Linked DNA regions of Homo sapiens: all the other regions are linked to region 1. A link is a loop called in an ENCODE intact Hi-C map of the cell type or tissue named here. Cell type or tissue: mammary epithelial cell. All regions are shown on one strand. Links, peaks and the distances in the headings refer to the core of each region. The heading gives the core; the rest is flanking DNA. Region 1 has its middle 110 kb from the start of LINC02753. Region 2 overlaps ANO1 (anoctamin 1). Region 3 has its middle 49 kb from the start of LINC02753.

Region 1 (9,908 bases), core at 922-8,921:
TAAAAGATACCTTCCAACAGCAAGATTGCTTATGGTTTTAATTTTCTTCTTTGTGCTCCTCTGTATGAAACAAAATGGGGAAACTCTACTTACCAGAATGCCTGCCGGGGAGTGCAGATGTAATTAGAAGGCATACTATGGTAAGCCACGGGGGCAGAGGTGGGAGGGACATGACCCCTCCAAGCTGAGGCTTAAGCTTTAACATGGTGGTACCCCTGCTCTGTTAATAGGGAGGCCTCTCAAGGAAGCAGGCTTATCTTTGCTGAAGGAGATTTGATATCATGTGGGGGAGCTGAGGACTTAGAGAAGAGGCACTTGGCAGGAGGTGGGCAGAGAAGGTGGAGCTCTGATGGCCACAAGAGGGAAACAAGAGTAAGGACTCTACCTGTGGTAGAGAAAAGATGTGTTTATGGGAATGTTTGAGGCCATTTGCCATGGAGTGCTATGTGCTCGTCTGTCTTTTTAGCTTGATGTCTTGTTGCTGAGGGGCTTAGCAACAGCAGGCATTTATTACTTACATTTCTGGAAGCTGGAAGTCCAGCACCAAGGTTCTGGCAGACACAGTGTCTGGTGAGGGCTCACTTACTCCATTCCTAGTTTGCAGATAGCCGTTGATATGGATTGGCTGTGTCCCCACCCAAATCTCATCTTGGAATTTTACTCCCATAATTCCCACGTGTTGTGGGAGGGAGTCGCTGGGGGATAATTGAATCATGGGGCAGTTTCCCCCATACTGTTCTCGTGGTAGTGAACATAAGTCTCATGAGATCTGAGGGTTTTATCAGGGGTTTTGGCTTTGGCTGAAGGGGATCTGACATCGTGTGGGGGAGCTTAGGACTTAGAGAAGAGGCACTTGGCAGGAGGCGGGCAGAGAAGGTGGAGCTCTGATGGCCACAAAGAGGGAAGCAAACAAAAACAGACACCTGTGGTAGAGAAAAGACGCGTTTATGGGGGTGTTTGAGGCCATTTGCCTTGGAGTGGCAAATTCTCTGTTTGTCTGCTGCCATCCGTGTAAGACAGGACTTGGTCCTCCTTGCCTTCCGCCAAGATTGTGAGGCTTCCCCAGCCATATGGAACTTAAGTCCAATTAAACCTCTTTCTTTTGTAAATTGCCCAGTCTTGGGTATGTCTTTATAGGCAGCATGACTAATACAGCTGTTTTCTCACTGTGTGCCCACACGGTGGGGAGAGAAACAGAGACAGAGACACAGAGACACAGGGACATACAGAGACACAGAGACACACACAGAGAGAGACACAGAGACACACAGACACACAGAGAGACACAGAGACAGAGACACACAGGGACACACAGAGAGACACAGAGACAGAGACAGAGAGACAGAGACACACAGAGACGGAGACACACAGAGAAAGCATTTCTTTGCCTCTCTTCTGGTAAGGACTCTAATCCCATCATGAGGACCACAAGCTCATGACCTCATCACCTCCCAAAGGCCCCACCTCCCAAACCCATCTCATTGAAGATTAGGGTTTCCACATATGAATGTTGGGGGTACACGAACATTCAGTCCATAGCAACTCTTCCCCTCTGTTCCTTTATTAATTATTAATTATTAATTATGAGTTATTATTAATTATCATAGTTAATTATTAGTTATTAATAATCATAATATTAATTATCTATTAATTATAATATAATTAGTTATTATTAATTATATTTTTAAATATATAATTAATTATATTATATTTTATATACAATATATTTTAATATATTTTTAATATATTTTAATATATAATTAATTATAATAATTAGTTATTATTAACTATAATAATTAATAATACAAGTATTAATTATAATAATTAATAATACAAGTATTTATTATGAATTATGAATTGAAAATTACTAATACAACCTAAATATAAAACCTCCAAGTTCAGAGTTTGCCTGGATTTCAGTGGAAGCCGCGCCCCCACATCGGTATGCATTTTGCCTTGCAGGAGAGTGCGGCACCTTAGGAGCACTGTTCTCAGCACAGGCACTGCACCTCTGCATCTTTGCATGATTTTCTGCTGGGTGGAAATGGTGTGTCTTGTAGAAGGAGCACTTTGATCTGACTTGCATAAAGTTGCCACAACTCTAGAAGCAATCTAGAGGCAAAGCCACCTTTCGTGTGAGCTCAAGACAGAATTCAGAAGCCTAGAGGCAGGGAAACCCACGCGTCCAGATTCCATCCTTCCCAAATGTTCTACATTGTGAAACAAAGAGATGAAAACCCGGAGAGGTCAGTGGTCCCGTTCAGGCCCATTGAATACTCTGAAACATTGGGGCAACCCCAAGGCTCTGAGCATTACAGCTCATGGAAATCTCCCAAGGGCCTCAGCTCTGAGTGACACCCATCCCAGTTCACCTGGGTGTTCCTTGGCACAGGGAAAATGGCCGGCCTCGCCCCATCCCATGGCACCCACCTGAGCTGACCGGCTCGGCCCTGCAGCCAGCGATGGCCATATCCAGGCCACACGCCCCAACCTCCTGTACTTCAGGATCCTTCGAGAACTTTCTTGAAATCCCTGGAGAGTCTGGTTCTGTGGGTCTATGAAAGGCCCTGGGTACTGGTGCTTTTTTAAAACTCCCTGGTATTTTTGACTCACAGCCAGGTGGAGCTGCGGTTCCTCCTGGTTGCCAGGGCAGCCTTTGCCCCTCACAGTGAGCGTGCACGTGGCGTCCCAGAGCCTGTGCTGGGTGGGCAATGCTGAGTCCACAGACAGCCTCAGCGAGCCCCCACCCTACTGCTCTCCTAGACGTGCCCACGAGTGAGTGCGGAGTAGCTTCCCCAGCCCTGCTCCCCACCGGCCTCCAGGTCCTGGGTCTTCCCTGCTGATCTGAGCCCCTCCATTGCCTGACACCAGCGAAGGGGGCACAACTTCACACTGGGCTCACTTCGTCAAGGGGACCCTGAGTCACCAGGGTGTGTCCAGAGAACAAAGACCGGGCAGGGGAGGGGCAGGACAGGACAGGGTGGCTCAAACTTCCAGGAGCGCTGGGCTGGAGGCCTCCTGATATCTGCGAGGCTGACTCACGGTGGAGGGAGCAGCCGGCTGTGCTGTCCTCATGAGCAGGAGTGGCCGTGATAAGGGACAGATTTTAAACGATTAGAGAAAGAGCCCTCTGGCAGCCTGTGCTGCCCGGCCTCCTGGAGGAATGAGGCCCCATCCCTAGAAGCGTGCCAATAAGGAGGGGTGACGGTGACCCACCCGAAAGGGGGATCTGAGAGAGTGTAATGAAGGGACTATTATAAAAGGTGTGAGCAGAGAAAGGGGAAACCCAAGGAAGGGGGCGTGCCCAGAGCCCCCCCACTGGCAGCAGCAGGTGGGAGCTGTGGAGTCTTTCATCCCAAAGGGGGCCGAACAGGCTGGAGCCAGGCTGGAGGAAGGACCACCCAGGAGAAGCCACCTCCTTTAGCAAAGGAACCAGGCCATGGCAGACAGGGAGCCAGGGACACATTCCTCAACTTCTCTCTCCCCTGAAAATTATTCTCCCATCAGCCAAACTGAACAGAGGACACAGGGCAAGGAGGATGTGGGGGCATGCACAGCCCTGTAGGTCAGCGCCCAGGGCACAGGGCTGGGGAGGAGGGTGGAGGGTGGCTCTTAGGGACCTGGGGTGGCCCATTAAGTCCACTGCTGGGAAGAATTTGGGGTAAACCAGGCCCTGGCTCCTAGCAGGATCAGGATGCGGAGCAGAAGCTCACGGATGTGGCCATCTTCCCGGGCACATGCACTGCTTTGGAATTGGCCATCGGGGCTTATGGGTCAAGTTGGACTTGCTGGGTGATGTCACCCCCAGTGCAAAGAATCAGGCTCCCCACCGGGGACTTCTTGGTGACTCACACAGGCCAGCCCTCTCCCGGAGTGGTGAGGCAGCTCTTTGGATGACAAACTGGGCAGGAACAATGAGACAGTGTGGGCCTGCATTCCTGAGAATGAAGGGATTTCCCTTCCAAGTGCAAGGCTGTCCTGTGCTGGCCTCACCCATGACCCTACTCTGCCTCTGGGTGCTGCAGTGTGGCAGGTGCCCACACTGGCCCCCAGAAGGGCTGGAAGGAGGCAGGGAGGCTGGCTTATTGGCTCACCATTCAGCCCATGGAGCCAGGAGACCCTGAGAGTGACCGAGGGACCTTGTCGAACACTTTGGAAAGTCACAAGAACTGGATGCGGCTGACCAAGTTCCACAGGTCATGGGGGAAGAGAGAGAGAGCTGTTTGCTTCAGCAGGAAAATGCATCCCAGGAAAACAAAGTGCCGGGTCCAGCACCCACACACGTGCAGCCCATGGGGATACGACTAGCAGAATGACTAGGACCCACCTAGATATGGGTGCAGTCGCTTCCTAAACAATCGATTCATTTTCCAATTCATTGTACCATCATTGCCCATCTTAGCTGGAAGCCTAGACTCTTCCTCCTGAAGACTCACCCACTGATGTAGACCGTCCAAGAACATTAGGACTTACACAGCCCATAGGATTCACTCTGATTTCCAAGCCAAAGACAGAGGGCACTAGACCATCAATCCACAGAGCCCCTGGTTTGACCGAGGTTGTTTCTGTTGCCACCACAGGGTGTCGCTGTTGAACACTGGGTTGTGCATCCAGGCTCCCTGCCATGGGGGGACCTGCTCAGGCCCTCCTGGTGCCCCATGCTTGGCTCCAAAGGGCTGTGGATTCAAGGCTCGCCACTGTTCCCCATCAGGAGCCCCCATCGCTACATAGGCAGGACCAACTCCCTGCAACCTTGTGCTCAGCTGGGAAGCCGGTGGGTGGGGTCCCGTTGAGCACTGTGGGTTCTCAGGGCCCTCTACTGTCCGTGAACCTCAGTTGGAACCATTCTAGTCCATCCAAGAGTCTCTTAAGGGGGCCAGGGCTCCTACTCCCATCCCACCAAGAGGCTCCTTGCTCCCTGGACAGATCTGGCCACGTCCTTCCCAGCAACCAGCTCAACAGGGGTCCTGGAGAGAAGGAGATTGTCAGGCACAGAAGGTTCTGCTCTCATCCTCTCCAGACCCCACAGACCTAGCCTTTCTCCACGCCACCACTCTCTTTATCCCTCCAGTCAGAAAAGCAGATAGCACCTTCCCACCCTTCACCACAATAAAAAAAAGTGACATTTCACTCCACCTGACACCCTGCCAGTTGGAACTGAAGTCTGACGCTGATGATAACGGCCTGGATCCTGAGTTCTGGGAGTAGGACCCTGGGTTGGAGGTGGAGGAGGAGTAGGGGAAGCTGGGCAGGGAGAGGCACCGGGGGAAGGGAAGAGAAAGAGGAGGAAGAACAAGTTCTCCTTTCCTCAACTCAGGACCGCACTATTAGGAACATTTTGAAACAGAAGAAATGGGACTTTGTCCTCCTTCCTCCTTTATTTGGCAGTTTTGTTTGTCCCAGTGCTGCTTGCTCAAGCTCCCACGGGTAGCACTCACCTTCCTCCGTGTCCTGGGATCCCAGACACACCCCAAGAGAGCCTGTCCCAGCAGTGCAGGGCATCTTCATTTGGGTGTTAGCAGGAAAGCACACTGCACAAACAAATTCACACTAAAGTGAGAGTGGCTGATAGATAGTGACCCCTCTAAGAGCTAGGAGCATTCTCTACAGAAGTGGTTTCAGAGCCTAATTATTCACTAATTGGTGGGCTTCACACCCAAGTCAAAGGAAACATGGGCAGTGTTGGGGGGATACCTGGAGGGGGTGGGTGGAGCAGGTCACCCCTGGAGCCACAGCCTCAACATCACTCCTGCTCTTTGTGAGTTCCTTCCTCCTCTCGCCTCTGCACCGAATGTTTCTGTCCTGGCCCCCCATGAGGATAGGGGGCCCAGGTAGGATGGTGGACAGGTGGCCCTGGACTGAGGCCTCGAGGGACTGAGCTCTGGGCAGGTCAAGGGGATGCTGGCCTCCACACCAGAGACCCTAAAAGGACTGCCTTCTGTGGACCCTGAACTCCGCAGCACCATCCTGAGATCCTCGCTGCCCCCAGAAGACCCTCCGTTTTCACCGAAGTGAACTTGGCCAGAGTTAAGCTGCCCAGGAGTAGCATCCGGAGACTAATTTGAATTCCCAATGCCCCACCCATCCTCAGTGGTGGATCCAAAGTGGACAGAGCCTGCCTTTACCCATAGGGAAAACCACAGGGCTCATACCTCCCTGGGCCCCAGGAGCTCAAGCCCTTCTCAGCCTCCCTTGGACAGTTTCAGAGACATGGGGGTCACTCGAGTGACGCAGGGCCAGCCTTGCTTACAGAAGCCCATGACTCACCATGGTGGCGTCCGTGAAGGGCTCCCTGACCAACGTGGGCTCCTTCTCACAGGACCCTGCCTTCGGGGGTCAGGGACACGACCACCAGCTCCCCACCACTCGGCACCCCTGTCTCCTGTCAGCTGGGAGGTGGGCAGAGGGCCCCTCTGTCAGCTGAGCCCAGTGTCCTGGCATCTCCTGACTCAGGGTCAGGTCAGGCAGGTGAAGGCCCCACAGATGTCTAGGAAGCACCTGGTCTGCCTGGGCCAGGGCAGGGGTGGGCAGAGCCAGGCTCACTGAATCAGTCACTCAGATTCTCAGAGCTCCAGGTGCCTCATCTGGAGAACAGGGAGAATGAGAGCACCTCTCTGAGGATCCACGCCAGAACCCAATAGCCAAAGGGATTCACAGGAGCAAGGGAGGGTGAGTGAGGTCTGCAGCCCAGCAGGCAGACGGGGCGAGAGCCCGCGCGCCGTGAGCACAGCCAAGCACCGAGCTCATGTACCATATACGGTTTACGGGGTGAGAAGAGCTGGTGGGCTGTGAGCACAGCCAAGCACTGGGCCCATGTACCATACACAGTTTATGGGGTGAGAAGAGCTGGTGGGCCGTGAGCACAGCCAAGCACTGGGCCCGTGTGCCATACACAGTTTATGGGGTGAGAAGAGCTGGTGGGCCATGAGCACAGCCAAGCACTGGGCCCATGTACCATACACAGTTTATGGGGTGAGAAGAGCTGGTGGGCCGTGAGCACAGCCAAGCACTGGGCCCGTGTGCCATACACAGTTTATGGGGTGAGAAGAGCTGGTGCGCCGTGAGCACAGCCAAGCACTGGGCCCGTGTACCATACACACAGTTTATGATAAGAAGACGATGAGTGTGGTCATTATGGTTTCCCTGTTGTGGAGCAGGCAGATGAACAGGCAGCTCTAAAAAACAAGGAAAGATTTGAGAAGAGAGAGAGAGACAGAAGCAGACAGAGAGAGACACACACAGAGGGAGACAGAGAGACAGAAAAAGAAACAGAGACAGAGATAGCGAGAGAGAGAGAGAAACAGAAATACAGGCATAGAGAGACAGGGACAGAGAAAAGGAGAGACAGGTGAGAGACAGAGACTGAGATCGAGAAAGAGACAGGGACAGAGCAAGCTAGCCAGGGAAGCCCAGAACCCTTACAAGGAGGGTCTCCCAGATGGGGAAGGGGGAGAGGGACGGCATCATCTTCACAGACAATTCGGCGCTGGAAAAGACCAGCTTGAAGAGGAAGCGGGGACTTCTGAACTGTGGGAGAGGCATGTTGAAGCCCACATGGTTTGTCTTGGTGGCCAGGGGTTCCCCAGCAAAAGAGAGCCATGGTTAGGGTGAGGGAAATGTGGATGGGCAGGAGCCCATGCAGGAGCAGAATGTATTTTATCCTGTGGGGATGAGGAGTCCCTGAAATCATGAGCCAGCAGCACCTTTGGATGGAACAATCCAGTTTAGAGCTGGAGCTTTGCTGGCAAGACTGGAGGAGGGATGGAGGCTGAGTGAAGTCCGCAATCACAGCGCAGCTGGGCAAAGCAGGTGGTGCAGGAATGAACGCTGTGCTGAGGGACCTGAATCCTGGTGGAGGGAAGGCCCAGGCTGCTCCACTCTCCGGGGCAGAGGAGAGGCGGGAGGGAGCAGACACCTCGGTGCCCCACCTGTCACAGGGCACCCAGGTAGCAAAGTGGTCTCCTGTGTTGTGGCGCGAATGAATGGATGCATTTACTGGAGAGACATTCATAAGCAAAGAGCCCTGTAAGAAGGCAGATGAAAATCGGGCCAGCCTGGCTACATGGTTTGCAGGGCCCAGTGCAAAATGAAAATGTGGGGCCCCTTGTTCACAAAACAGAGAAAAGAAACATGACTCAAGGCACAAAAGTAGACAGCTTTTTCCTCTCATCTGCAGCCCCTTTCTTGGCTTCTTATGATGTTTTTTTGTTTGCCTTTCCTGTTGTCATAGAGCAAAGTTAAAATGTTAAATGATTGGCATGCATCTCAGCATGCTCATGTTTACCTTGCAAGATGCAACTAGAAGAGCATTTAACACACGTGTAGAATCATGGAAATTACACCATTCGGATCTCATAGCTCATACATACCTATATATTTTATTTATTTATTTTGAGACCGAGTTTCACTCTTATTGCCCAGGCTGGAGTGCAGTGGCACGATCTCGGCTCACCGCAACATTTGCCTCCTGGGTTCAAGCGATTCTCTTGCCTCAGCCTCCCGAGTAGCTGGGATTACAGGCATGCGCCACCACGCCCAGCTAATTTTGTATTTTTAGTAGAGATGGGGTTTCTCCATGTTGATCAGGCTGGTCTCGAACCCCGACCTTAGGTGATCCACCCGCCTCGGCCTCCCAAAGTGCTGGGATTACTGACGTGAGCCACCACGCCCAACCTGTTTTTTTGGTTTTTTTTTTTTTAGACAGGGTCTCACTCTGTCTCCCAGGCTGGAGTGCAGTGGCGTGATCTTGGCTCACTGTAACCTCCACCTCCAGGATTCAAACAATTCCCCTGCTTCAGCCTCCCAAGTAGCTGGGACTACAGCACCCGCCACCAAGCCCACCTAACTTATTTCGTGTTTTTAGTAGAGACAGGGTCCCATCATATTGGCCAGGCTGGTCTCGAACTCCTGACCTCAAGTGATCCGCGCACCTCAGCCTCCCAAAGTACTGGGATTTCAGGTGCAAGCCACTATGCCCGGCCTACCTGTGTATTTTAGATTCTGCAAGAGTAGTGGAAGCACAGCAGAAAATCATCTCAGCTGTTTTTATTTCACTTCTTTTCCGTCCCCTCTAGGTCACCATTTCCAGTGTCAGGGGCCGGCTAGCAGTAAGAAATGACAGGATGGCCTGCTTGGTCGTCTGTGTTTCTTAGAACTCTCTTGCCTTCTTCTGTGAATTCTGGCTTGAGTGGAATACGTGGCCCGAGGGGCTGTTAGGGTCCCGGGCACTCAGCCTTCGCACACTGACCTTGTCCTCACTTTGGGCTCCACTGAACGCCCAGGCATCGCGGGTGCCTCGGACTCTGTGCTTTATGAGTATTTGTACCAGGGACGCTGTCTGCAAATGGGTGGCAGTGAAGGGTGAACATCTTTGCACACCTGTATCCTTTGCTCTCGTGCACCCTCCATCAGCTCTCACTCAAAACCACAAGGTCAATGACAAAGTAATTAAGAGCTTGCTGAGCATGAAACCAAGCGTAGGGCCTGCCTGAGGCAGGGCTCTCTGGGACTGCAGGGGTCCCACGCCTGTGAGGCCGGCTCTGAAATGAGGCATTCTTCTCCTTACCTCTTGGGACCCCCTGGTCTGTGTGCAAGGCCAATGGGCTTACCTGAGATCCGTGTGCCTTTGGAGCCTATCTAGGTCAAAAATCCTATAAACGATACGCTCCTCCGTTAATGAGTACAGTTACTTCCCATTGGGTAAAATTAGGAGCACAGATTTAATTTAATATCTTTCTTTCTTTTTTTTTTAACATCAAGGTTTCTAGACCTAGTAGGTTCTTATTTTAATTTCAATCTGCTTTTATCCAAATCCCTGAAGACCAGGAGGAGAGCCGGCCCACATCTCCAACAAGCTTTGGTATGGGGTGGAAGGCGGAGATATGCGAGAGAGAGAGAGGAGGAAAAGA
Region 2 (9,908 bases), core at 634-8,633, 180 kb after region 1:
GGAGATAAACCTCGAGTATCTTTGCATCCCGTGAGAGTTTTTAAAATTTCACCACTGGTATTTCTCTGCTCAAAACCCTGGTGACTTTGTGACCTTTATAAAGAATGGTTTGGTGTCTGATGGGGATGACCAAAAACCCTAAAGGTAAGAAGCCGTACAGCGTCTGGCCCATTTAGATCAATTCCAGGTCAAATCACAAAGAGCTCACATTCCATAACCTGCCAGAAGCTTCTTTCCCATCCCCACGTTCACAGCCCACACAGCCCACTCTCAAGAAGTGTTTATGGGATGAATGAATGATGTCACGGAGGCTCAGTCCCCGCAGCTCTGCGTTCCGGGGAGCAACCTCGGAGTGCCACATTGTCACCAACCCCACTGCTTCCTCCCCCTCAGCTCCTGTACGAAGAGTGGGCACGCTATGGAGTTTTCTATAAGTACCAGCCCATCGACCTGGTCAGGTAAGAACGCGCCACAGCCTGCGGGAATCAAGTCCCTACTCCGATGGCAGTCGGATAACATCCCTGTGGGTTTCAACCGCTCTGAATGTTCAGTACCCGGGAACGTGTTTGAACTCAAAGAGCTTGTGTAGGAAGACCCAAAATGTCCCTGCAGGGCTGAGAGCCTGGGCCAGCATTAGATGAAGCAGTTTATTCAAATTCCCTGGAGGTCGGGCCCTTTTCAGTCACATTTACCATCTCCTAAATTCACTGCCTGGCCTGGCCTCACTGGGCGGCGGGAGGGTTTTCCGGATTTGAGACGTGGAGGGGAAGGAAAGAGCTGCCTCAAATGTGGAAGGATTTCTTCTCTCCCAAGAGGATCTCTGTCCTCACAGGGCAGGAAGGAGGGGCCGACCAGGTTAGGCAACTTGCCCGCCAGAGCTCGACTGGTAGAAATCCATTCAAGCCATCAAACTGCCAACCACGCTTAATATGAGGAGCAATTGGTTTTCTTGGCACCTCCCGGCCAAGGTTCTTTCCAGTCCTTATGCTGAACAGGGCTTGGAATGGAGCCCACAGCCTCAGGGGAAGTAGGCCCACAGCCATCAGCATGGGCCATCGCACACGGAAAAGCGCCCACCTTCCCAAGGCACCACAGAGAAGTGGGGACCGGGCGCGGTGGCTCACGCCTGTAATCGCAGCACTTTGGGAGGCTGAGGCAGGTGGATTACTTGAGGTCAGGAGTTCGAGACCAGCCTGGCCAACATGGTGAAACCCCGTCTCTACCCAAAATACAAAAGTTAGCTGGCAGTGATGGTGCATGCCTATAGTCCCAGCTACTAGGGAGGCTGAGGCAGGAGAATCGCTTGAACCCGAGAGGCGGAGGTTGCAGTGAGCCGAGATCGCGCCACTGCACTGCAGCCTGGGCGACAGAGCAAGACTCCATCTCAAAATAAATAAATAAATAAATAAATGCAATGGGCGTGGTGGCAAGCATCTGTAGTCCCAGCTACTCAGGAGGCTGAGGCAGGAGAATCGCTTGAACCTGAGAGGCGGAGGTTGCAGTGAGCCGAGATTGTGCCACTGCGCTCCAGCCTGGGCAACAGGAGCAAAACTCTATCTCAAAAAAAAAAAAAAAGAAAGAAAGGAAAAGAAAAAGAAAGAGAAGAGGCTGGGCACGGTGGCTCACGCCTGTAATCCCAGCACTTTGGGAGGCCGAAGGGGGCGGATCACGAGGTCAGGACATTGAGACCATCCTGGCTAACACGGCGAAACTCCATCTCTACTAAAAATACAAAAAATTAGCCGGGCGTGGTGGCGGGCTCCTGTAGTCCCAGCTACTCGGGAGGCTGAGGCAGGAGAATGGCGTGAACGCGGGAGGTGGAGCTTGCAGTGAGCCGAGATAGCGCCACTGCACTCCAGCCTGGGCAACAGAGCGAGACTCCATCTCAAAAAAAAACAAAAAAAGAGAGAAGAGGGGAGGGCTTCAGAAAAGCAGAGAGCACCCCCAACCTGATGGGGCGGCCCAGGACCCCACTCTCTGCTTCTGGGATGAGGGAACCAGTGCCCCTGGTTTGAGTTGCTCTTGCTGGGGAGGGCCTGTGACATGTTTCCCTGCTAGTATTGAATGACAGTGGGCTTGACTCTGCTCTGCTCCCCTGGTGTAGGAAGTATTTTGGGGAGAAGATCGGCCTGTACTTCGCCTGGCTGGGCGTGTACACCCAGATGCTCATCCCTGCCTCCATCGTGGGAATCATTGTCTTCCTGTACGGATGCGCCACCATGGATGAAAACATCCCCAGGTAGGCGGCAGCCCACCCCCACCACCCCGCAGTACACAGAGGAGCCCTCTCCTGCCATCCCAGCTGCACAATTCATTGGGACACTGGCCTCTCACACCAATTCCTGTACACATGAAACCTCACGCCAAGCCACGAGCCGTCAGGAGGAAAGGACATGGTTCGAAGCCATCTAGGAGTCTGGGAGTCCTTCTCAGGCCCATCTGTGCTAGGCTATGTTTTATTGTTAAGAGAAAGGCATAAAAGAAACATCTGACCATTTTCATTCTTTAAAAGTTGTTATGGTTGGCTTGTTCTTTTTCACTGTTGGTCATTAGTGACAAGAAAGTTTTCTGTTTCCTTGTGTGGCCGGGAGGTGAGGCATGAATGCTAGGGGCTTCAGTGTAGGCTGGTACTTGCGGGAGGTGAGACATGGATGCCAGAGGCCTCAGTGCTGGCTGGTGTTCGCGGGAGGTGAGCATGAATGCTAGGCTTCGGTGCAGGCTGGTACTTGCGGGAGGTGAGACATGGATGCCAGAGGCCTCGGTGCAGGCTGGTGCTTGCGGGAGGTGAGCGTGAATGCCAGACTTCGGTGCAGGCTGGCACTTGCGGGAGGTGAGACGTGAATGCTAGAGGCCTCGGTACAGGCTGGTGCTCCCAGGAGGTGAGACGTGAACGCTAGAGGCCTCGGTGCAGGCTGGCACTTGCGGGAGGTGAGACATGAATGCTAGAGGCCTCGGTACAGGCTGGTGCTCCCAGGAGGTGAGACGTGAACGCTAGAGGCCTCGGTGCAGGCTGGCACTTGCGGGAGGTGAGACATGAATGCTAGAGGCCTCGGTACAGGCTGGTGCTCCCAGGAGGTGAGACGTGAACACTAGAGGCCTCGGTGCAGGCTGGTGCTTGCGGGAAGTGAGACATGAACGCTAGAGGCCTCGGTGCAGTCTGGTGCTCCCAGGAGGTGAGACGTGAACGCTAGAGGCTTCGGTGCAGGCTGGTGCTTGCAGGAAGTGAGACATGAATGCTAGAGGCCTCGGTGCAGGCTGGTGCTCCCGGGAGGTGAGATGCGAATGCTAGTGGCCTCAGTGCAGGCTGGCGCTCGTGGGCTGTACAGTAGGTTCCACCTGCCCAGCTTCCTAAGGCTGCCTGCTTCCCTTATCTGCACGGCCCCGAGAAATTCTGCAGGAACTGTTCCATAAGGGAGGATTGCATCCCACAGCATAGGCAGGCATCTGAATGTAGATCCGATGTGCCTTCTGCTGTTCACCAAGGGTATGTCAGACGTCAGGGAGCTCGGAAAAGAAGGCCCAGACCTGAGACAGCCTCGCCTCGCTCAGGGGCCCAGTTCCCCCACATGACTTCAGAACAAGAGTCCAGTTTTGCCTGGTGCGATGGCGCATGCCTGTAATGCCAACACATTGGGAGGCTAAGGTTGGAGGATCCCTTGAGCCCGGGAGGTCGAGGCCACAGTGAGCCATGGTCTCACCACTGCACTCCAGCCTGGGGGAACAGAGTGGGGCCCTGTAGCCAAAAAAAAAAAGAGTCAAGTTTTGAGAAGCTCAGCCTCAGTGTGCAGAGTCCCTCTGGTGCTTGCTTTTGTAGCTGTTTCTTAGATTTCCTGACATGAACCTAAGGATAATTCCAGGCTCCCAACCTCTGGCAGGGTTTCTATGCCGACAGGCAGTGCCTTCAGCGTGCAAATCGCTCTGCCAGGGAATTGACTATAAAGGGGAATTTGGGCTGACCCTGCCCTGCAAGGGCTCCAAGTCTCAGAAAAGCCCTAAAATGTTAGTTTGGTTATTTTTCGAACCACTCCTGCCAAGTATCTCTAAAGCAGAGGTATAGTTTAGAAAATGTATCCACTGAGCCTGTCTGTAAAGACCCAATCAGTCTTAGGAAAGAAACTGACTCTTTGCAGCACAAAAAGACCATATCTGGTCAATTTTTGTTTAAGTGATGTTTTGATACATGAATAACACCTAAAATATTCCACCCCACCCCCACCCCCGAATCAAAGCTCTGAGGAATCTGGCTTATCTCCCTTTTGGTGTTAATTTGGTCCTAGGCAGGAGAAAGGTTTCCCTTTGTTTGCTAATATGGTATGAGGTCCTGGGCACTTGGGTTTGGTTGTGGTAAAGATCAAGGTAGTCCAGACTTGGTGGGGATTGTAAGGCTGGCTTTAGGCTAGGAGCTCAAAGCCGGAGGAAAATGGTGAGTGTAAGGTGAGGATTCTCCCCATGAGCCCTGGAGGAAGCCTGGGGGACCTCCATCTTCCTTCCTTCCTTCCCTTGGAGGGTGGCCCCAGCAGGGAGGCTCTGCCAGCCCAGGGGTTGGCCATGCCAGCTCGGCCCTTCCACCACATGGTCAGAAATGCAAACAGCAGTTACTCAGGATTCAGCCGCTGTGGGCGGAGATGAGGCCAAAGCCAAGGCCTCTGCCCAGCAGGCGACCTGGAGCGAAGCGGGAGGTGCGTGCTCCCTGCAGCTTCCGCCCCATCCCCACCAAGCTTGCAGGGAAGCCCCAGCATGGAGCCGCCTGCTGCCCTTGTACCTCCGGTCCTCTCTGAAGAAGAGAGCTTCCTGCTCTTTGTATTTTGGCTAAAGGCGGTGAAGTGAGAGGCGGAGGGGGATTTAAAACCAGCAGAAAAAGGCTTCTTGTTGGGCTGATGGTGTTTGTGCGAGAAGCTGAGGTGGGCAGGGAGGAGAGCCTAGGAGAGCGGTAGGGCTCATGGGCAGGCCGTTGGTGTACGCCTTGGCCCTGCCTGTCCCCAGTCCCACCACTGTGGACTCCAGGCCATCCTCAGTCCAGGTGGTCACTGTGGCCTGGGCCACATGCTGGCGATGATGGGGATGGCCTTCCACATGCCTGTTCTCTGGAAGAGGGGCTCGCGTTGTGCCCAACTGGGGACGTCCTGCCCCCAACCCCCCAAAACGCTGCTTTCTTCTGCCCTCAAGAGGCCCTCAGAAGAGAGGAGGCTGAGTGAGGGGCATGAGATAAACCCCGAAAGGCCGGCTCCTGGCTCGTGTTTAAAACTCACTGCTGCTGCAAAGTGCTTGGCTATTGCATAATAATGACAACAGCGTTGGTGACCACGTGATGGCCGAGGGGTGCCAGGCACTGTTCCAAGGGCCACACTCGTGTTGGTTGTTGGTTGTTTAATCCTCCTGACAACCTATTAACACGGCTTCTCTTCACTATCAGCAACCCCATTCTGCAGCCGGGAAAACTAAGGCCACACGGATCACAAAATGCAAGAGCTGAGATACAAACCCAGAGCTAGCTGACCGTAGAGTGCAGGTTCTCCCAACGGCTGTGTGTGCCTACTCACCCTGCCCGACCCCTGCTCCCATGCACACACACACACTTCCTCCATGCTCCAGGCTGTGGCTGCAATGAATTCTTCTTAACCTATCCATCTTTTGTGCCAGATACATGCAGTACCTACACCCCACCCCCCGCCTTTTTTTTTTTTTGACACAGAGTCTCACTCTGTCGCCCAGGCTGGAGTACAGTGGTGTGATCTCGACTCAATGCAACCTCCACCTCCCAGGTTCAAGCAATTCTCCTGCCTCAGCCTCCCGAGTAGCTGGGATTACAGGCTGGGATTACATGCCAGGCTAATGTTTGTATTTTTAGTAGAGACGGGGTTTCACCATGTTGGCCAGGCTGGTCTCAAACTCCTGACCTCGAGTGATCTGCCTGCCTCGGCCTCCCAGTGCTGGGATTACAGGCATGAGCCACCGTGCCTGGCCCTACACCACTTTTTAATAAATGTTTAGGGACTGTACCTGAAGGAAGAGAATTGAACCAGAATGCCCATGATGCTGGGCACAGAGGAGGCCCTTCAGAGCCTTGCAAGGGACGTTTATTAAGCACCAGCTGCTGTGGACCAGGCATGGTTCTGCGCATAAGTTCAGCATATCCAGAAAGTCAAAAAACAAACACCCACTTCAGCATCCCCCCACATCACCCTCCGACCCAACCAGCCAGGGTGTGTACTTAGAGCCCAGAGCCTTGTCCAAGGCAGCAGAAAGGAGAAAGTTCAAAGCAGGCCAGAGCAGGAAGGGACCTTATTCTGACCCCTCCTCATTTTCCAGAACGAAAAACTGAATCTGAGGCTAAAGGACTTGGCCAGGGCCACGGAGGGTATGAGTAGTCAGTTGAGGGCCCAGTTCAGGCCACCCAACTTCCACAAGGAGCCCCCCATGGCCCTTGAGCAGTAGATGAGAGCCGGCAGTGCTTGGGCTTTGAAGATACACACAGACCAGGATTCCATTCCCACTCTGCTGCGTGGCCCTGAACAAGTTACTTCCCCTCTCTGGGCTCTGGGATTGCAACAGTCCCCAGTGCTGGTCCAAGTGAGGTGGAACATCTGTGCCTGCCAGTAATGAGGCTCCTGCTCTCGCCGCCGATAGCCTGGAAGTATTAGTATTTTCTAATATTAGTGGGAGTAAGTCAGTGCTGGGGAGGAGGCACAGAGATGAGTCTCAGGCATCATGAAGATCCTCTCTCCTGGCCACAGTAGTTGGGATCTGGCCCCAGGCTCACCTGTGCTCAGCAAAGCAGAAGCCTGCACTGAGCGGGACCCATCATCCCTGGCAGGCCCCCCCGGCTTCCCGAGTGAGCCTACAGGGTGGGCCTCCGCTGCACCGGGCAGCTGGGGACCTATTCCTTCCGGCCCAGCCCCCGTTCTCCCAGAGAAGAGTCCTGGGATCCCCGTTTCTCCACCTCCTGTGTCCAGAGCACCCAGGCCACGTCCAAGGCAGCCGCCCCACCAGGCGGATGGAGATGCTGTGTGAACCGCTCATAGACGGCGCCTGGCACAGAGCAAGGGCCCTCATCATCTCACTGTTTTCCAAGGCCTTATAACATAAAGACCTGGCTAGCATTTGCTATTGGCACAAGCCTTGACCGTGCCTGCCGATTATATGGGGGCAGGCTGGGAACTCTGCCTCTCCTAGAAGTGGCTCAAGGATAGGCTGCAGAGGCTGCTGCCTCAGGGTCACCCCAGAGGTGAATGTTCCAGGGCCCATCTACCACAAAGCAGGTCTGGGTGAGTCCACCTCCAAGGCCGGCAACAGAGGTTGCAGGGCCCCATGCAAGAAGAAAATGCAGGTCTTTAGTTCAAAAATCAATGTGTGTGTGTGTGTGTGTGTGTGTGTGTGCGCGTCTGTGTTGAGATGGAGTCTCGCTCTGTCACCCAGGCTGGAGTGCAGTGACGTGATCTGGGCTCCCTGCAACCTCTGCCTCCAGGGTTCAAGCGATTCTTCTGCCTCAGCCTCCCGAGTAGCTGGGATCACAGGCGCGTGCCACCATGCCCGGCTAATTTTTGTGTTTTTAGTAGAGACAGGGTTTCACCATTTTGGCCAGGCTGGTCTTGAACCCCTGACCTCAGGTGATCCGCCCGCCTTGGCCTCCCAAAGTACTGGGATTACAGGCGTGAGTCACCACGCCCGTCCCATTGTGTGTTTTAAGGCAGCAACAGGGGAGCATTAAACCAAGCATGAGGCCCTGCTGAGCTCAGGGCTGGTGCAACAGCATGGGTCACACGCCTGTGAAGCTGCCCTGGATGGCAAGGAGGGACAGGGCATGGCTAAGCACCCGGCTTATGTCCACTATGGCATGGACCTGAGGGACCCTCGCCAACCCCCAGCTTGGGCCCAGCGCTTTCTCCCAGGCCAGCTCGGCACCCAGGAGGTGCTCCATCATGGCCCAACAAGGTGACTCCAGGGCTGCCCCCTCTCTTGCAGCATGGAGATGTGTGACCAGAGACACAATATCACCATGTGCCCGCTTTGCGACAAGACCTGCAGCTACTGGAAGATGAGCTCAGCCTGCGCCACGGCCCGCGCCAGCCACCTCTTCGACAACCCCGCCACGGTCTTCTTCTCTGTCTTCATGGCCCTCTGGGGTAAGCAGGGCTCCAGAGCACTGGGTTTTTGGGCAGTGGTGAGTCTGAGTGGTACCTAGGCTGCTTCTGTCTGTCTTTGCGAAATCATCCTCAGGCAGGGGTTGTCGGGAAAAAACATAGGGGAAGGGGGCTGGTGGAAACGACCCCTGTTTTGTGTTCAGGTTACTGGGGTGCGCAGTGCATCAGGAGAGACACGGGTTCTCCTGACCCAGCAAAGAGTCCCTTAGGAAAAGCCTAGGAGGGACGTTTTGCTCTGAGAAATCCTGACACCAGGGTATGCTGGCCTGTGAAGGGCAGCTGATTTAGAGCAGGGAGGCCCGAGGGTCCTGCCTCCATCCCTGCTGCAGCTGGCGACCACCACAGCCTGAAGGAAAGCTGACCTGGGCCAGGTCCCGGAGGCACCGTGTCTCACTAGAGCCCTCAGCATCCCTGCAGGCTTCATGTGCCCATTTTCGGATAAGGAGGCGAAGGCCTAAGAGAGTTGGGAATCGCCTGGGGTCACTCAGCTCCTGATTGCCACTGGGCTCCACTGCCATGCAAACCTAAGGCACTGGCCTCCTCCTCCAGGAAGATTCCCTAACCCCAGTCCTACCCGACTCCCAACTCCAGCTTTCGGGGCTTGGGAGGTTGGTAAGTGGTGGCTGAATGCATTTCTACAGAGGTTCTGGGTGAGCAAGCAGGCCCATTCTGTCCTCTGCAGCCCCGTGTCTCAGCCTGTGCCAGCTTTGAGATGCCCACAGTGGGCAGCCTGTGCTGAGCCATCTCCCAGGCCTGGCCCCACGCCGGGCACTTAAGCCCCCATCCTTACCTGTGAGCTCCCACCTTGTAGGAGATGGGGCCAGGCACAGAGACAGCGCTGGAGGGAGTTCAGGAGGGCTTTCTGGAAGAGGTGTGAGGCCCTTCAGATGAGTTGACATGGGTGTGGGGGAGGCAGCATTTGTGGCAGAGAGACCAGGTGTAGAGACAGAGGGGCCTCTCCGTCCCACCTCGTACCCCTGCTTGGGGCAGGCTCCCGGGGCCAGAATAGCGCCACCTCACCTGCAGCTGTACCCGCTTGGCACTGCCCTGTGTGCTCTGTGGGTAGGCAAGGGGCAAATGTGGACTGAAAAGGCAATTGTTTGACCAGTGAGGACAGAGGCCAGCCAGGTTGCGGGGCTCTGTGTGGCCCTTACCCGCCAGCGTGCTGATCCTGAAGATCAGACCTAGGATTCAGTACCGTGCCCCATCAGTAAGCAGAGCATTGGCTGGCATTGCCAAAGCCTTGCCAGCATCCTCCATGGAGAGCACCTCGAAGTATGGCCTGTGATTCCGGCTCAGGCACCTCCTGACCAAGGAGCAGCTGCTCGGGGGAGGCTGGAAACCTAGAGGAGGTTCAGAGGATGAAGGTAGAGCCGGGTCTCTGGCCTGCACAGAAGCACCCAGCAGGTTGGGCAGAGAGGGACTGAAGCACCAGCACCCAGCTCTGGGGTCTGCATGCTCCTCCCCTCTTCATCCTTATGGCGCCTCCGTCCTCTCCAGGCCCGAGCCCTGTCCCTACACAGCTCGGCAGCCTCCTCCCCTGCTCCGGAGGCTGCATTCGGGGCTGGTGTTCTCTCCAACAGTGCATAAGAGAATTCCCCATGAAGCCGAGGAAGCCGACAGGCTCAGGTTATCCTCCTGCTTGGCGCAGATATCCTGCAGCTGGGACTCAGGGTTTGGCTGAGCCTGTGTGGTTTGCGGGTGGGTGTGCACAGCAGAGCCGAGGTATGTATCAGGTGAGGTGAGGGAGGGGAGGCCTGGCCCACC
Region 3 (9,908 bases), core at 970-8,969, 66 kb after region 1:
TGCCAGTATGTGCCAGCTTCCCACACACCCAGGTACTCAGACCAGAATCTTTTCACATCACCCACTCTGGTACTGGGGACATATCCTTCATCCATTTTCAATAAATTCCACTCTCCCACAACCCCCCACCTCTACAACTTCTATATAGCTGGAAGGCCTCATGTAGGGATTCTAAGATGAAGCATCTCAGTTAGGAGTATTTTCTAGGTGTTTCCAAACATTAGCAGTTTAAGAACATAAATATTTGAAGAGGTCCACTATTTGCCTCATCGATGAAAGCTTGGAAGTGTATTCTTAGATCATCCCCTGAAAATCTGCAGAGTGCTGAGTGTTGACTCATTCTTGCAGCATCCACGCACCTCAAAGGATCAATAGATGGCTGTAATAGCAAAGTCGTTGTAAATAAGAATTGTTACTTGTGGAAGATCTATTTACTGAGAATTGATAGCCACCAATCCAGCCATTTTTCCATAAGTTCATTCCTCCATCCATTCATCCAACCAACCAGCCATTCATCCATTTTTCCATCTATTCATCCACCCATCTATCCATCCATCCATCCATCTTTCCATCCATCCATCCATCCATCCATTGTTCCATCTATCTATCCATCCATTGTTGGATCTAACCATTCATTCATCTATCAATCTGTCTATTCATGCAGACATCCACATATCCATTTGTCCATCTATTCACTCATCCATTCTTTCATCCATCCATCCATCCATTGTTCCATCTATCTATCCATCCATTGTTGTATCTATCTATCCATTCATCCATCCAGCAATCTATCTATTCATTCACACATTCATCCATCCATTTGTCCATCTATTCATCCATCCATCCTTTCACCCATCCATCCATCCATTGTTCCATCTATCTATCCATCCGTTATTCCATCTATCCATCCTTTCCTTCATCCATCCATCCATCCATTATTCCATCTATCCATCCTTTCCTTCATCCATTCATCCATCCATCCACCCATTACTCCATCCATCTATCCATTCATTCATCTATCTATTTGTCCACAAATTCATCTATCCATTTGTACATCTATTCACTCATCCATTCTTTCATCCATCCATCCATCCATTGTTCCATCTATCTATCCATCCATTGTTGTATCTATCTATCCATTCATTCATCTGGCAATCTATTCATTCACACATTCATCCATCCCCTTTGTCTAGTCATCCATCCATCCATTGTTCCATCTATCTATCCATCCATTATTCCATCTATCCGTCCTTTCCTTCATCCATCCATCCATCCATCCATTATTCCATCCATCCATCCATCCATTCTTTCATCTATCTATTCGTCCACACATTCATCCATCCATTTGCCCATCTATTCATCCATCCATACATCTATTATTATTTCATCTATTCATCCACACGTCCATCCATTCATTTGCTTTTTCATCCATCCATCCTTTCATTCACAGTGAGCAGGGCGGTCCCACTGGACAACAAGACCAACCATGCCCTCAGAAAGTTCACTGTGTAGTGGGGAAGGCAGACAATAGGCAACAATATTTCATTTATTTCCAACTGAGAGGGGCGCAATGAAGGAAAAGGGCAGGTGCTTTGAGAATTTACACCAGAGGGATCTGACCCAATGTGGGATCAGGAAAACCTCCCTAACAAAAAACCACATTTAATCCGGGACCTGAAGGATGAGTAGAAACTTGCCGGGCAAAAACATGGAGAAAGTGTGTTAGGCAGAGAGGCCAGCAGTGCAAAAGTCCTGAGGCAGGAAGTGCCTGGCATGTTCAAGCAACTGAAATGAGGTCAGTGTAGCCACAGCAGTGGCCAAGGCTAGAGAGGCCAACAGGGGCCAGATCATACTGGCCTTCAAGATCACGTTGCAAATTTGGACTTGATCTTAAGAGAAGACAAGAAGCTAGGGGAAGATTGCAAACAGCAGGGCCACACCAGGCTTGCCTTTTTTTTAAAAAAGGAGGTTTTGATTGAATCTATCATACATAGAGAAAAGCACACATGTCCCAGGCATACATTATTGGTCATCGAGGGCTGCCATAACAAAGTGTCAGCTGGGCGTGGTGACTTACACTTGTAATCCCAGCACTTTGGGAGGCCAAGGCAGAGGCAGGGGGATCACCTGAGGCCAGGAGTTTGAGACCAGCCTGGCCAACATGGTGAAACCCCGTCTCCACTAAAACAAAACAAAACAAAACAAAACAAAACAAAAAATTAGCCAGGTGTGGTGACGCATGCCTCAAGTCCCAGCTACTCAGGAGGCTGAGGCAGGAGAATCGTCCAAACTCGGGAAGCGGAGGTTGCCATGAACCGAGATCGCGCCACTGCACTCCAGCCTGGGTGACAGAGTGAGCCTCCATCTAAAAAAAAGAAAAGAAAAGAAAAGAAAAAGTGTCACTGACTAGGCTTCAACAGCATGAATGTGTTGTCTTACAGCTCTAAAGGCTGGAAGTCTGAGGTCAGGGCGCTGCCAAGCCTGGTTCCTGCTGAGGCCTGTCTCCCTGGCTTCTAGATGGCCACCTCCTCCTTGGGTCTTCACTTGGCCTCTTCTCTGTGCACGGACAGAGAGAGAGAGAGAGAGATCTCTGGTGTCTCTTCCTCTTCTTATAAGAACACAGTCCTATCTGATCAGGGTCCCATGGGGCCGTAGTTTAACCTCAGTTTCCCCCTTAAAGGCCCTTTCTCCAAATACAGTTCCATTGCGGGTGAGAGTTTTAACATATCAACTGGGGGGGAAGCACAATTCACTCCTTAGGAGCTCAGCGTATTTTCACAATGTGAACTCACTCATGTGACTAGCACTAAGATAAAGGAAAAGATTGCAACCCCCCCACCCCCCCACCAAGGACAACGTGCAGGAGCTCTTCAGGGCACCCCACTCCCCGCCCCTGAGCCGCTCCTTTGCCTCCAACACCATAGAGCAGTTTTGCCTGGTTTTGATGTCAACATCAATGCCGTTGCAGAGCTTATCCTTGTGTGCCCGACTCCTTTCCCGCAAGCCCTCTGCTCCCGAGATTCCTCCGTGCTGCTCTGTGCAGTTCTAGTTCACTCACCGTCACTGCCGAGTCCTCTTGCACTTGGGAGTCCACCACACGTGGCCTGCCCAGGCTGCTGCTGCTGGTCTGTGGGTGTTTGGGGTGACTGGGAGCAGTGCTGCTCTATCTGGTGGTCTTGTGAAGGTCTCTTGGGGAACGTCTGGGAACACTCCTGTTGAGAGTATGCTGGGAGCAGGATTGCTGGGTTGTGGGTTCATACAGTTTCGGCTCTAAGAAATGATACCTCGCCGTTTTCCAAAGCAGCGGTTCCAGCTGATGCTCCCACAGCCCTGCAAGGGAGTTCCGGATGCTCTGCATCCTCAGTACTTGTTTGTCCTTTTTTATTTTTGTTTTTGTTTTTTTTTTTTCTTTTTTTTTTTTTTAGAGGCTGGGTCTTGCTGTCGCTCAGGTTGGAATGCAGTGGCACAATCTTGCCTTTATAAAAGATCGCTTTGGCTATGGCATGGAGAGTGGGCAACAGGAGTGGGAAGGCCAGACTGAGGGTGCTTCAGGGAATCCAGGGGAGAGAAGAGGTGGCCAGGTCTAGGGTGGAGGCCGGGGGGATGGAGACACGTGGACCAATAGCAATTCTCAATAATTGTGCCCAGGGCTCGGCAGGCCACTGTCCCTTTTGGCTCGTAAGTTTTTGTGCTAGTGTCCATCTCTTTGGTCTTTTTATCGTTCCATTCATGGAGCCATTTTGGGCGTTTTCATGGTTGTGATTGTCTGCTGAAAAACCTGAAAATCCCCAAGCCACAGAGAAAGGCAGGTTAAATACCAGAGAGTTAATTTCTCAGGAAATGTTTTCCCTCCTCTTTGGGCCCAGTGACTAGATATTTATGTATTGATGACCTACTCTGTGCAGGGCAATTTTTTTTTAAACAATCCAGGTGCTCCCTGCCCTCAGGGGGATATGATCCAGAAGGCACCGGGATATGGCCCAGCGCAGGTTCAGCCTCATCGCAAGAAGTGTCACCCGGCGTGCTCACTCACTGACCCGGAGGCAGCCCAGCCCTGGGCGGGTGGGGCAGAGGAGACCCTGTTCTTGATGTGTCTGAGGGTGGTGGGACTGCACTTTCCTTTGGCCCTGCCTTGGAGCTCACTCTGATACGGGCTCCTGCTGGTGTCACCACTTCCACGTGGCTCACTGGGCCATCTGGAGAGCTACTTTTGCCCAAGCTGTCTTCTCACCTCTGTCTAGGGCACTGTGCCGAGTGGTCGGAGATCACCTCCTCGGCTCCTGGCTCATCACTGGGAAAGATGGGAGCACCCAGGGACTGCAGCAGCTGTGGTCCCCAGGTCCTCGGATACGTCATCCTGCAGCCCCACAAGGGACCCAGAAGGGCCTGGGAGAGGGTGCTGGGCAGGGTCCACGCGACTCCACAAGGAGAGATGCTGAGACATGTCCACAGCCACACAGCCGTGAGCAATGCACTCCATTCCCGGACACACTATCCTGCCTCCCTGCCATCTGCGCTGGTAGACCTTACAGCAACAGGGGTGCAGACGATGAACTGCTTGGCTTCCTTGGGATTTCTTTTCCTTTCTTTCTTTTTTTTTTTCTTTTTTTTTGAAACGGAGTCTCACTCTGTTGCCCAGGCTGGAGTGCAGTGGTGCAATCTCGGTTCACCGCAACCTCTGCCTCCTTGGTTCAATGAATTCTCCTGCTTCGGCCTCCTAAGTAGCTGGGACTACAGGTGCACGCCACCACGCCCAGCTAATTTTTGTATTTTTAGTAGAGACAGGGTTTCACTATGTTGGCCAGGCTGGTCTCAAACTGCTGACCTCATGGTCCACCCACCTCAGCCTCCCAGAGTGCTGGGATTACAGGCATAAGCCACCGTGCCAGGCCTGACGTCCTTGCAATTTCTATGTGCATTTTGGCAAAAGTAATGGAATTTGAGAATGCGTGATGGGAGTGAAAACCAGCAATCGGATATGGTGGCGGCTTACCTATGCTGTTGAACCTGGATCTGGAAGTGAAGAGAAGATGAGGTGGTCCAAGCACCATTCCTCAGCCCCTCTGGGGTCATGTGATTGTGGTCACAGGACAGTGGCCAGCCTGGGATGCTGCGGATGGGGAATTCCACAGAGAGAGCTAAAACTAGGACGCTGTAGGGGCTCCGCTCTGCCACCGTCAGGCTTGGGAGCTCCTGGGAGCGCGGGGCATGCATTTCAGTGGCAGCCTCATTTGTCTTCCTGCACAATCCCGCCAGGGACCTCAGGGTCTGCAAAAGAGTTGCAGAGGGTCACGGCTCAAGCCAGGCCCCAAAGTAGGGCTGTGGGGCTCACCCTTAATCTGGCTGCACTCTAGACATTGTGGGCAAAGGAGATAGGGAATCTGCTATCGATACAGGGCTTCTACCAAGATCTGTGACTAAACCAGGCCATTTCCCAGCTGCTTGTCTCACACTGCAGCCCTCTGTCCCTCAGACATCCTGCCCCTGCTTAACTCTTCTACCAAGTGTCACTGTGCTTCGTACTAGAGATTCTACTTAGTTTACTTTCTTTCTTTTCCCGGTCTTTCTTCCCCTCTAGAATCCAGGCTGCCGGGGGCAAGGATTCCTGTCTGCAGGGCTCACTGCCCACTTCCTTAGAAAGATGCCTGGCACAGAGCAGGGCTCAGCCAAATACTTGTTTGATGAATGAACAAAATCCCACGCGGGCCAAGGTGTGTCTTCTCTCCCCATCCGGAGGAGGATGAGGCTTAGCGGTCCGAACAAAGGCCAGACGCCCTAATAATGCTTTTCTTGTGAACTTACAGTTTTTGTGGTTTCTTTTTCCCCTACCCCAACGGAACTGCAAAAAGTCTACACAATGAATCATAAAGGAAACTCTTTGGGGATCAAATGAAATTCTTTTTCAGCCCAGAGCGTGTTTCCCATTTTGATTTTCATTTTTATTTTTTTCACTTAAGGCCAGGAGTTCAAGACCAGCCTGGGCAACAGTTTTCTTCCTTCCTTCCTTCCTTCATTCCTTCCTTCCTTCCTTCCCTCCTTCCCTCCCTCCCTTCCTCCTTTACTTCCCTCCCTCCCTCCCTCCTTCCTTCCTTTCTTTCTTTCTTTTTTGTCTTACTCTGTCACCCAGGCTGGAGTACAGTGGCATGGTCATGTCTCACTGCAGCCTTGACTCCCAAGCTCAAGGGAGCCTCCCACCTCAGCCTTCCGAGTAGCTGGGATTACGGGTGTGCACCACCACACCCAGCTAATTTTTAAATTATTTTTGTGTGGAGACAGGGTCTCACTATATTGTCCAGGCTGGTCTTGAACTCCCTGGGCTCAAGCAATCCTCCCACCTCAGCCACCCAAAGCTCTGGAATTACAGGCATGAGCCACAGTACCTGGCCTATTTTCCCATTTTTAATGAAGCCTTTTACACAAACAAACCCATATGCCTATCCTCAGTGGCTCATGGGCAGGTTCTAGCTACCCCCTGCCTGCAACTCCAGCCCCCTTTCCCTGATGGTCTCTGAGAGTTTTCCTCAATCCCCTCCAAGAAAGATCAGCTTCCCCAACCATCCATCCCATCAGAACCAGTTACATAGTTTGTGGGGCCCAGTCCAAAACAAAAATGCAGGCTTTGCTCAAAACTTATGAAGAGGCCAGGCATGGTGGCTCATGCCTATAATTCCAGCACTTTGGGAGGCTGAGGTAGGAGGGTCTCTTGAGCCCAGGAGTAAGAGATCAGTCTGGGCAACAGAGCAAGACCCCATATCTACAAAAAAAATTTTAAATTTAGCTGTGCATGGGGGCACACACCTGCAGTCCCAGCTACTCAGGAGGCTGAGGTGGAAGGATCTCTTGAGTCCAGGAGGTCGAGGCTGCAGTGAGCTGTGATCACACCACTGCACTCCAGCTTGGGCAACAGAATGAGACCTTGTCTCTATGAAAAAAAAATAAAGAATTTCAAGACCCTTCCAGCATCATGGATGGATGGTGCTTCCTGGCCCTTTGTGGGCAGGTGGGCTGTGAGCTGGTCCTAGCTCTCAAGCCGTGAGTGGAGGTGACATGGCTCGCTTCTGAGCTGGAGCAGTTCTCCGCTGCTTCTAGACTCCACTGCACTCTCTGTGCCTGACAGTGTTTGGGACCGTAGCTGCACCACCTGCCCAGACCCTTCCAGACTACACTGAGCAGAACCCCCTCCCAACCTGGCTTGGACATTGGAAGCACAAGCAGAAAATAAAGTGTTTTTGGAAGTTCTGAGGACCAGGGCATGACTGTTGCTGCAGCAGGATGTAGCCCATCGGACAGATACTCCAAGGCAACGGAAAGACTGAAGAACAAACCTGGGCCTCAGGCTGAAGCCCATCCCCTGAGTCTGTGCCAGCAAGAGACCACACATTCATTATGCATCTGTTCATCTGGTGGGAATATTTACTGAGGACCTGCTAAGTGCTGGGCATGGAGCTCAGTACCGGGGACATGGCCAAAAATAGGCAGCCTCAGTCTCAGCTGCAGAGGAGCTTCCTCCCAGCCGTTCACACACAGTTAGAGTCCATGGAAGGGAGAAAATCCTGCGGCAATAAGTACGCAAAGTCCATGGCATTGTGCAGCCATGTGGCGGAGGGGGGCCTGTCCTCACCTGGGTGCCAGGGAGGGCTTCTTGGAGGAGGTGCCCCATTCATTCATTTATTCATTCGTTCAACAAATGTTGAGAGCCTGTTCTGAGCCAGACCTAAGCAGGCCTCTGTGGAAGGGGTTTAGCAGTGATCAAAATAGTGTGCTGTTCTCCTGCACCTTGGGATGCAGGGGAGGGAAAGAAGAACCCCCCCACACACACACACACACACATTCACTCCCCCGTCTATGGACTCACAACCCACGCTACACACATGCCATGCACATGCACACACACGCACGCACACACACATGCACACACGCATGCAAACATAAAATGTGAGGAGGAAAGGGATGTTCTAAAGGGAAAGAAAGCAAGGAAACCGTTACATTAAGGAACAGGACTCGAGAGGGTGCCGCAGGAAATGGTCCAGGTTTTCCCCCAGTGCCCCTTCAGACCTGCCCTCTGGGTGTGCAGGAGCCGGCTCACCCAATTCACACGGGCTCACCAGGACTCAGCTCACCCGAGCCAATTGTATCTTCCCAAGTATGCATTCAGTGACATCACCCTGGGAGCTTAAAATGGGCCATGATGGGAAGGTTTACACCTCCGCAATTGGCAAACACTCTAAGTCAGCTTTCATGTGTTTTCTTTCCAAGGGCCAGTTTACCCACCCACCACTGTCTGGGGCTGGCTCTTCTCAGCCCCTTGGGTAATTCTAGGGCAGGCCTCATGACTTCCTGGTCGTCTCATAATGAAAGCTTTCCCAGCCACTTTTAATCACAAAAACATGGTCTCATGTGGATCACTGAAATGTCCAGTCCCACGCACGTCTTCACTGAAAACCGTCATCTTCCTGGCTTCACCGGCCCAGCCAGCCCCAGGCTGAGGCCTCGGAGTGGGAAGGGGGCCGAGGGCCCCTGGCTCTGGGTCTCTCTGCTTCTGCTTCTCTTCCCTCTCCCCTCCCCAATCTCTAGGCTTCCCCCGGACCCTCCAAGGTTGGGGAGAGGCCAGCAGGGCAGGGAGGTCAGGCTTGGTGGGCGGGCGCTAGGTGATCTGGTGGGCTTCTATCCCCCCAGCTGGGGCAGATGTTTAAAGCTGACTCATTTGAGGGTACTCTTGTGGATTGTTTAGTCCATGGGGTAATGAAAACATCCAAATTGGACCCCATGAGCACATGTGTCTGATAGCGAAAGCTTGGGACCCCTCACTCCTGCCAGTTCCTGCCCAACAGCCCACTTCCTATCCACAGGAAATCCCCCACACCCTTCTTCCATCCTCACCACCCACCCTCATCATCTCTGCTGGTGGTGGGGTCAGTTCTCACTCAGGACAGCCGCACTCCACTGCACAGGACACTTATGCCACCCTCTTGCCAGATGCCTTTGAAGAAAGAGTCAGACTGGTCCACCCTCCCCCAGCCCCTGGGGCTCCTTGAGCCTCTCTCCAGCCTTGGCAGGAGGAGGAAAAGCAGCACCTCCCTCAGACAGCTGGAAAGGCCCTCTTCCTTCCCAGCTCAGTGGGTCCGGCCAAGGGTCACCAGACGGGTATTTGTCCCCACCTCCCTACCAACCCCAAGAACACACTCCACACCCCTCTTCGCTGCTGCGGTGTGAAGCTTCAGCCTAACCCAATCCCACAGAGTCCATCTCGACAGCCTGGGATGACATGGGTTCCCCAGAGGGGGACAGAGTGCTGGGTGTGGGTGCCAGTTTAGACCCAGGGGGCAGACTTAGAGGAAGCCTCCCAGAGGTGTCTCAGCAGAGAACTAAACCCAGAAACAAGCCCGAAACGCATTCCCATTCTCCAAGCATCAAAAGGCTGGACTATTCAAAACAAACAAAGAGCTAACCTTTTTAGAAAAACAGGCCCAGTGACCATTCAGCCTCTCATTCGTAGTCATCGTTCGCGGTCGTAACTGCTACTTACCGAGAGGTGCTTCGCTGCGGGCGTCGGGCTGGGTGCGTCCTTTACAGACAGGCCATAAGTGAGCACGTGGACTCGCTGTGGGAATTCATATTTCTTCTGCAAGGAAGAATGACTCATATCCAAACTCACTCAGCTGCCAAGGGGGAGGAGGGATTCGAACCCCCATCTTCTACGCTCCCAAACGCATGCCCATAATCCTCCTGTCCCCATGGAATTATCTAGTGGAGAAAAAATATTGATCAGCAAAAAGAGAAAGAAAAATGATAGAACTTCCTAATATGCCAAACATTGTCATCCCGCTTAAGACTAAAGCTCTGTTTCATCCTAAACTCCAAATGCCAACGTGCTCACTGACTTGACGAACGTTGGTTAGGCCTCGTGC

What was found. Hi-C counts contacts between places; a loop is a spot of excess contacts. Peaks named below come from ENCODE experiments on the same cell type or tissue, not always from the same donor. Only the 100,000 strongest peaks of a DNase experiment are listed, where the experiment ranks them.
Region 2: a loop joins it to region 1, with 2.4 times the contacts of the local background. A loop is called at or near these places in 2 of 110 quality-filtered maps.
Region 3: a loop joins it to region 1, with 2.2 times the contacts of the local background. A loop is called at or near these places in 3 of 110 quality-filtered maps.

Annotation. Positions count from the first base shown.
Region 1 is chr11:69,945,693-69,955,600 of GRCh38, forward strand. No RefSeq gene overlaps it. Among named protein-coding and RNA genes, the nearest start is that of LINC02753, 110 kb to the right of the region's middle. RefSeq lists an enhancer at 2,630-3,829. In mammary epithelial cell, for the core only: CTCF peaks have their summits at 2,619, 2,819 and 4,550 (motif pointing right); DNase peaks (open chromatin) are centred at 2,649, 2,979 and 3,879; H3K27ac peaks cover 2,882 bases.
Region 2 is chr11:70,123,957-70,133,864 of GRCh38, forward strand. ANO1 (anoctamin 1) reads left to right here. Exons shown (of 26, transcript NM_018043.7): 9 at 394-458; 10 at 2,105-2,239; 11 at 7,963-8,123. Among named protein-coding and RNA genes, the nearest start is that of ANO1, 51 kb to the left of the region's middle. RefSeq lists enhancers at 1-45, 4,835-5,667. In mammary epithelial cell, for the core only: a CTCF peak has its summit at 4,572; a DNase peak (open chromatin) is centred at 4,565; H3K27ac peaks cover 481 bases.
Region 3 is chr11:70,011,434-70,021,341 of GRCh38, forward strand. It overlaps a transcript of ANO1 not described here. Among named protein-coding and RNA genes, the nearest start is that of LINC02753, 49 kb to the right of the region's middle. In mammary epithelial cell, for the core only: no CTCF peak of the experiment used is centred there; a DNase peak (open chromatin) is centred at 5,738; H3K27ac peaks cover 3,324 bases.